Linked DNA regions of Homo sapiens: region 2 is linked to region 1. The links are chromatin loops, found by intact Hi-C in ENCODE. Cell type or tissue: GM12878. All regions are shown on one strand.

The links. Peaks named below come from ENCODE experiments on the same cell type or tissue, not always from the same donor. Only the 100,000 strongest peaks of a DNase experiment are listed, where the experiment ranks them.
Region 2: a loop joins it to region 1, with 2.3 times the contacts of the local background. A loop is called at or near these places in 3 of 110 quality-filtered maps.

What each region holds. Positions count from the first base shown.
Region 1 is chr5:173,735,389-173,739,388 of GRCh38, reverse strand. The region is part of intron 1 of LINC01484 (long intergenic non-protein coding RNA 1484); the gene reads left to right. Among named protein-coding and RNA genes, the nearest start is that of LINC01484, 8.8 kb to the left of the region's middle. RefSeq lists an enhancer at 2,094-2,253. In GM12878, no CTCF peak of the experiment used is centred here; a DNase peak (open chromatin) is centred at 2,148; H3K4me3 peaks cover 533 bases; H3K27ac peaks cover 2,092 bases.
Region 2 is chr5:173,685,045-173,689,044 of GRCh38, reverse strand. No RefSeq gene overlaps it. Among named protein-coding and RNA genes, the nearest start is that of LINC01942, 2.4 kb to the left of the region's middle. In GM12878, no CTCF peak of the experiment used is centred here; a DNase peak (open chromatin) is centred at 1,914; H3K27ac peaks cover 604 bases.

The DNA.
Region 1 (4,000 bases):
AAGGAGAGGGGACACCAGACTCGGCCAGTCCCCAGCTTACCACTTCTTTGTTGTTTATGCCAATCAGAGACTTTTTGCTTTTGTTTCTGTTTGTTTTCATTTTTAAGATTGTCTGGGAGGTGGTTGTAGCATTTTTTTTTTTTGAGACAGAGTCTTGCTCTGTCACCAAGATGGAGTGCAGTGGCGCAATCTCGGCTCACTGAACCTCCGCCTCCTGGGTTCAAGTGATTCTCCTGCCTCAGCCTCCCAAGTAGCTGGGACTACAGGCGCATGCAGCTAATGTGTGTGTGTGTGTGTTTGTGTTTTGTAGTTTTAGTAGAGACGGAATTTCACCAGGTTGGCCAGGATGGTCTCGATCTCTTGACCTCGTGATCCGCCCACCTCGGCCTCCCAAAGTGCTGGGATTACAGGCGTGAGCCAGCATGCCCGGCCAGTCATAGCCCTTTTAAACAAATTAAAACTCTCCAAGTATGACCTGACTTTTTCTCCGGACACAAAAAGGATTCCTTTCTGAGGGCAGCACTCCCTTTAGGGCTGCAGCTCTGGAAGCCAAAGCATCAAGGAGTGAGTCCCAGTTTTGCCATCAACTTGCAAGTCTGCTTCCCAAGGGAGGCCTCAGTTTCCCCGTTCTTGAAGGAGAAAAGCCTGAATGTCTCCTCCCAACTGGGAGAGTCTATGATGATCCCTGATGTTTTGGGATTCTGTTCCTTATTTCAGCTTCACACTGCTCACAGAGTAGGCAACAGGACCATGCTTGCCAAATGAACTATCTGACCAAGAAAACCAAATCAAAGTGGTCCCACCCTTCTCTCCAGCACACCATGACGGGATGTAGCTATAGCTCAGCGTAGGGTGGCAATGCAGGAGCAGTAAAGGGAGGTGTTGGAGGGGTCTCAACTGAAGAAGACACTGGATGGCCTGAGAGGGAGGTTGAAGGTGGCATCGCTTTTCATGTGAGTTCATTGCTCACTTAACAAGCACCTACCAGGTGCCCGCTGTGGTGGGCCAGCACCCTCAGCAGGTGCTGGAGCCATGGGCTCTGATGTTAGTGTTGAGTCCTTATGGAGTGCCAGCACTTTCTATGCATTGTCTCACTCCCTCTTCACAATATCCCCATGGGGTAGCTACCGATATAGTCTGTTTGGTACTAAGGAAATTGGGGCCCAGAGAGGGTAAGAAAAGTGCTCTGTCTACTGAGTGAGAAAGTGTCACAGCTGAGATTTGAACCCAGGTCATCAACTCCTGACTCCCGAGCCATGCTCTTAACTACTTCCCAATGGCTCCTGCTACAGGAATTTGACCCTGTCCATTCACTGGACATAGGCATGCCCAGTTTCTGGACATCGACTCTGGCCCTGTGCTGGCAACTGAGGGTACAGCCAAAAATTGGACCCTCCAGAGCCCATGGAGGGGCTCCAAGGTCTCAGCACAAGACCCAGCTGTCGAGATGCACGTGAGAAAACCCATAGCCTATTGGCCTGGTACCACACACAGAGGCCTGTTCCCACTTAGGTTCAGAGAGTTTGGCCCACTCATCCATCCATCCGTCCATCCATCCATCCATCCACTTACTTATTCATAGCTCACTCATTCACTTAACAAACATTCACTCAACCCCTGTGGCCCACTCTGTACTAGGCTCTGTGCTAAGACTTGGGGATAAACCTAACTAAGAGAGACCGGGTCATTGACTCACAACTGAGGGTATAAAGGAGAGTCAGGCAGTAAACACAGAAGAAGATGAGATGGTTCAGGGTGGGGTGAGTGCTGGGAGGTCAATAAAATCAGGCGGAGAAGTAGAGAGTGACTGAAGAGAGACCAGGAATGAGAGAGGCAATTTAGGTGGGGTGGTTAAAGGAGGTCCCTAAGGAGATGACTTACAATGTGGCCAGAATGAGGAGAAAGGGCCAGCCCAGGGGAGAAGCGAGCACAAAGCCTGCACGGTTCAGAAGAATTGGAGTGTGCTAGGAGGTGATAGAAGGCCTCTTTGGACTGGGAGCAAGTGGCCTCTGTGATGCTGGGGTGTGGTCAGGTCCAGACCTGCACACCCTGTATCTACAACTGATGCTCACTCCAGCAGCCAGTGCCTGGCTCCTTCCGCAGGGGCCTCTCTTGGAAACATTCCAGCTCATAGCCGTGACTGTGGTTGAGGCCCTTCCTTCTCCAGGGTGGGGCTGGCAGGTGTCACCAGTCTCTGCCGTCATGGGTCAAGGAGTGGGGCCTTCCTGAAAGGGCGTCAGCCGTGACTGACCTTAGCTTGGCCTCTACATTCTTCAGACCGTGGGTTTCTTCCCCCAGCCCCAGGGGTGGGGGCTTTCTGAAGCCTTCTGTGCTGCAGCAGAGAGAGGCTAAGAGACTGGCCTGAGGTCGCTCAGCAGGTCCGGGGGACAGATGGGTCTAGAATTCCTCCTTTTTTGTCTCCAGTTTCTTTCCATGATCCTCCATCCTAGGTGGTCTCTCTCTAGGCAGAATATAGCCTTCCTTATTCCTGAACGTTTAACCCAGCCTGGGCTTGAATAAAGCAATATGTGGGGAAAAGGGCACAGTTTCCTTGGACCTGTGCTTTTCTTATATCAGTGTTTAATGTTCCCTATAATCATCCATTTGTCCATTTATTTGTTTCCAGCAGTCATATATTCATTCAACTCAAGAATCACAAAACATCCACGCTGTGAATTACCAGGAAGAACAAGTAGAGGCCTTATCTTTCATGATCTCACAGCCTAGCCAAGGGCTCAGGGTACATCAAGGATTGCCGGTGCAGGGTGTGGGGGCAGGGCGGAGGGCAGTGGGAACAGTTACAATAGTTACCATGCAATGACTGGATTGCATCAAAAGCAAAAGCAAATTATGTTGGAGTACAGATGACAAAGTAACCAGCTGCTCGGGTAGTCAGGGAAGGCTTCACAGAGGAAGGGACATTTGAGCTGGGTCTTGGAGAATCAATAGGAGTTTGCTAAACAAATCATTCAGGATATTGATATTCTGGGTAGAGGGACCTGCATGGGCAAAAGCACAGCCAAATGCTGGAAAGGAAACAGGATGGAACCCGGCTAAAGAAGGTAACAGCTGGGCTGGGCGCGGTGGCTCACGCCTGTAATCCCAACACTTTGGGAGGCCGAGGCGGGCGGATCATGAGGTCAGGAGATCGAGACCACGGTGAAACCCCGTCTCTACTAAAAATACAAAAAATTAGCTGGGCGCAGTGGCGGGCGCCTGTAGTCCCAGCTACTCGGGAGGCTGAGGCAGGAGAATGGCGTGAACCCGGAAGGCGGAGCTTGCAGTGAGCGGAGATCGCACCACAGCACTCCCACCTGGGCGACAGAACGAGACTCCGTCTCAAAAAAAAAAAAAAAAAGAAGATAACAGCTATCATGTATTATTTGGAGTGATTAGTGTATCCAAGTGTTTTGCATCTACTTAATCATCATAACAAGCTTCTGAAGTGTCATTTGCGCCATTTTTACAGGTAGAGAATTTGAGGCCCAGAACAGGGAAGTCACTTGTCAAAGGTCACACAGCTAGTAAGAGGCAAAGCCAGGATTCAGGCCAGGTCTGCCTGACACTTGTATCCTTCACTCCTCCCTCTCAGGCTGAGATGTCAGGGTGAGGACAGTTATGTCAGGAAACCCCAAGAAGACCTAACTTGTTTCAGAATCTGCAGTGCAGTGGCCTGGCAGCCTAGCAGAAGACGCTGCAGAGTTCTCTTTCTGGATCCCTTCCTTGCCCTCCCTGCCGGGACTAAGTCTGTGTTCTGTCACCTGCCTCTCCATCCATCCATGTCCTGCAGGTCTTGTCTCAGCTGACCCCAAGTGAAAGAGGGTCACAGGAAGAACAGACATCACCTCATTTCCAAGGATGGCTCTGTGCACGGAGATGAGGTCTCGCCAGCAAATAAAGGGGCCTCTGCAGAGGCAGAAGAGCCAGGGGTGCTGACAGGCACATTCTCCAAAGCCAAGCGACAGTCTAATTACAGGCCGGCTCTGTAATGAGAAGCGCA
Region 2 (4,000 bases), 50 kb after region 1:
GAGACCACTTACATCACAGTAGAGTTTGAGGTTCCCTCTCATCATAAAAATAAAATAGGTGCCACCTCCCACCATGGTCAGTGAGTGTCTGGATCTGCGTGGGTGCCTCACAGCAGGGCTTCTCCAAGGCATGATGTGTGTGCAGACCACTTAGGGATCATTAGAAGAGCCTGACTCAGCAGTTCAGGGCCCTCGGTGTCGGCATTTCTGACCACTCCCATGGGGTGCCCATGCTGCTGGTTTCTGGACCACTCATTGAGAAGGAGGGCTTCTTCCCCCAATCTCATCTAATCAACCCTCATCTCTAGTTGGCAGGATTGAATTTATTTAAAGAAGCTGAGGGATTTCCCCTTTGAAAGAGAGGCAGACAGGCCTTAAGCAATCTTTTTTTTAATTTTTATTTTTTATGAGATGGAGTTTTGCTCTTACTGCCCAGGCTGGAGTGCAATGGTGCAATCTCGGCTCACTGCAACCTCTGCATCCCGGGTTCAAGAGATTGTCCTGCCTCAGCCTCCAGAGTAGCTGGGATTGCAGGCATGTGCCACCACGCCTGGCTAATTTTTGTATTTTTAGTGGAGACAGGGTTTCACCATGTTGGCCAGGCTGGTCTCAAATTCCTGACCTCAAGTGATCCACCCACCTCGGCCTCCCAAAGTGCTGGGATTACAGGTGTGAGCCACCGTGCCTGGCCGGCCTAAGCAACATTGAATCTGCCTTTGGAACAGGCGGTGCTGACATGGCACAGTGAGCAGATGTAAGTAAGATACCTGTGGGTACAACACGCCCGGGCTCGAGACATCCTCCCTGAGCTGCGAAAGAGGGGCATATAGACTTTGGGTTTTGGAGGCAGAAAGGTAAAAGTTCAAATCCCAGCTCTCCTACTTACTAGCTGGATGGCCCTGGGTAAGTCATGTCACCTCTGTGAGCCTTAGTAAATGGGGCTGTAAAATGGGGGTAAACTCTACCCCCGAGGGTTATGGTAAAGAGCAAATGAGAAAACACACATAGAGCACCTTGCATCTGCCCAGCGCCTCATATCTGCACAATAAATGGTAACTTTTCATTTACCCAGCAAAGTCAATGAATACCTACTAATTTCCTGGTCTGTTCTCCACACTAGACATATAAAGGGAAAAAACAGATATGGTGGTCAGAATAATGCGCCCCAAAGATGTCCATGTCTTAATCCCTGGAATTAGTGAATATGTAATCTTACATGGCAAAAGGGATTGTGAGATGCGATTAAGGCTAAGGACCTTGGAATAGGGAGATTATTCTGGATTATGCAAGTGGGTCCAATGTAATCATGTGGGGATGAAGGCAAAGAAACTTTCCCGGCTATGGTCAGAGAGAGATGCAATGGCTTGGAGGACGGAGCAAAAAGCCACGAGCCAAGAAATGTAGGCAGCCTCTAGAAGCTGAAAAAAGAAAAAAAAAAAAAGATTCTTCCCTAGAAGCTTCCAGAAAGGAATGCAACTTACACCTGTGTTGCACTTCCAACCTACACAACTATAAGATAATATATCTGTATTGTTTTGGCTGGGGGCGCGGTGGCGCATGCCTGTAATCCCAGCACTTTGGGAGGCTGAGGCAGGTGGATCACCTTAGGTCGGGAGTTTGAGACCAGACTGACCAACATAGAGAAACCCCGTCTCTACTAAAAATACAATTAGCCAGGCATGATGGGGCATGCCTGTAATCCCAGCTACTCAAGAGGCTGAGGTAGGAGAATCGCTTGAACCCAGGAGGTAGAGAGCTTGCAGTGAGCTGAGATTTCGCCATTGCACTCCAGCCTGAGCAACAGGAGTGAAACTCCACTTCAAAAAAAAAAATTATGTGTGTATATATATATATATATGTATGTATTGTTTCAAGCCACAAAATTTGCATTACTTTGTTACAGCAGCAACAGAAAACATCCAACTGACACGATTTCTGCTCTCACAAAACTCACACATCTGATGTGGATAGATGAACTAATTGGGTAAATGAATAAGTGAGCAAGGAAAGATGGAGTTACACACCATGAACACATGCAGTGATGTGACGGGAAATGAGTTTTGGGGACTGGGTGCCCAAAAGTCCTCTCTGAGGAGCTGGTGTTTCTGCCAAACCTCAGTAACAAGCAAGACCAAGGCAGGAAAAAAACAGACCCATGCAGAGGGCTCGGCAAGTACAGGGTCAGTAGTAGGAACAAGCTGGGTGTATTTTCCCATGGAACAGTGGCCAGTGACGGGGGAGTGGCATGTGAAGTTGGAAAGGCCTGTAATGGGCCAGACCAGGAAGGAGCTGGATTCTAAGTGTGATTTCTATTCTTCTGGTGTATCACCGAGCACATGCTGTATGTCAGAGAGAGTCACCGAGACCTAGCAGAGCAGCAGAGACGTGGCATATTGGCTTGCCTGAGTGCTTTGCCATAACAAAGCGCCCTAGACTGGGTGGCTTAAACAACAGAAATGTATTGGGGTTTTTATCCCAATACATTTTATTCCAAATGTAATATCAAGGTATCCGCAGTGTTGGTTTCTCCTGAGGCTTCGCTTTGGCTTGTAGATAGATGGCTGTCTTCTTCCGGTGTCTTTATGTGCTCTTCCTTCTGTGCGTGTCTGTGTCCCATCTCCTCTTCTTATAAAGACATCACTCACGACTGGGTGTCGTGGCTCACGCCTATAATCACAACATGTTGAGAGGCCAAGGTGGGATAATTGCTTGAGCCCAGCAGTTCAAGACCAGCATGGGCAACATAGAGAGACCTCATCCCTATAAAAAATAAAAAATAAAAAGTAGCCGGGTGTGGTGGCATGCACCTGTAGTCCCAGCTACTCCAGAGGCTGAGGTGGGAGGATTACTTGAGCCTGGGAAGTGGAGGCTGCAGTCAGCCATGATTACCGCCACTGCACTCCAGCCTGGGTGACAGAGTGCGACCCTGTCTCAAAAAAAAAAAAAAAAGACATCAGTTATATTGCTCATTAGGGCTCACCCATATGACCCCATTTTACCTTAATCACCTCGATAAAGTCCCTGTCTCCAAACACAGTCCCATTCTGAGACACTAGGGGTTGGGTCTTGAACATGTGAATCTGGGGGAGATACAATTCAGCCCTTAACGTCTGGAAGTGTTGGTTCCTAATGATGGTGGGGATTGCACGGCCAAGACCCGTCTTTAGAAAACTGTGTTTGAAGGAGTCCCCCTTCACGAACCACTTGACTGGGGTGGAGGAGGCCTCCCAGAGGGCAGAGATTTGGATGTTCTTTTGAGAAGATGGTGCTTGGTTAAGCACAGAACCGAGCAACAAGAAGCCTGGGGGTGTGCCAGTCTGGGGCAGAATGTAATTGTTCTACAGAGGGAGGGAGAGAGGAGACACCAAGGTTGCGTGATGCCATGCCCAGGACTGCTCAGTGGAAAGGAGAAATGAGAATCAGCAGCATGGCTAACGGTAAGGTTTTTTTTTTTTTTTTTTTTTTGAGACGGAGTCTCGCTCTGTTGTCCAGGCTGGAGTGCAGTGGTGCGAACTCAGCTCACTGCAAGCTCCGCCTCCCGGGTTCACGCCATTCTCCTGGTTCAACCTCCTGAGTAGCTGGGACTACAGGCGCCCACCACCGTGCCCGGCTAATTTTTTGTTTTTAGTAGAGACGGGGTTTCACCATGTTAGCCAGGATGGTCTCGATCTCCTGACCTCGTGATCCGCCTGCCTCGGCCTCCCAAAGTGTTGGGATTACAGGCGTGAGCCACCACGCCCGGCTGGCTAACGGTAATCTTTAAGCAACTTACTGTGCTATAAGAGCTTCTCTTCTTGCTTCCCCATGAGACCATCAGTAAATTCCACATTCTGTGAGCAAACTATTTGGAAAAGCTCAAAGGAGAAGATGGGGAGATCCCGATGTACAGTTTACATTTACAATGCTGTACACAATATAGAATATGGACATATCGTGTCCAGAGTTGGCTCCTGCCGGTGGGTTGGTGGTCTCACTGACTTCAAGAATGAAGCCACGGACC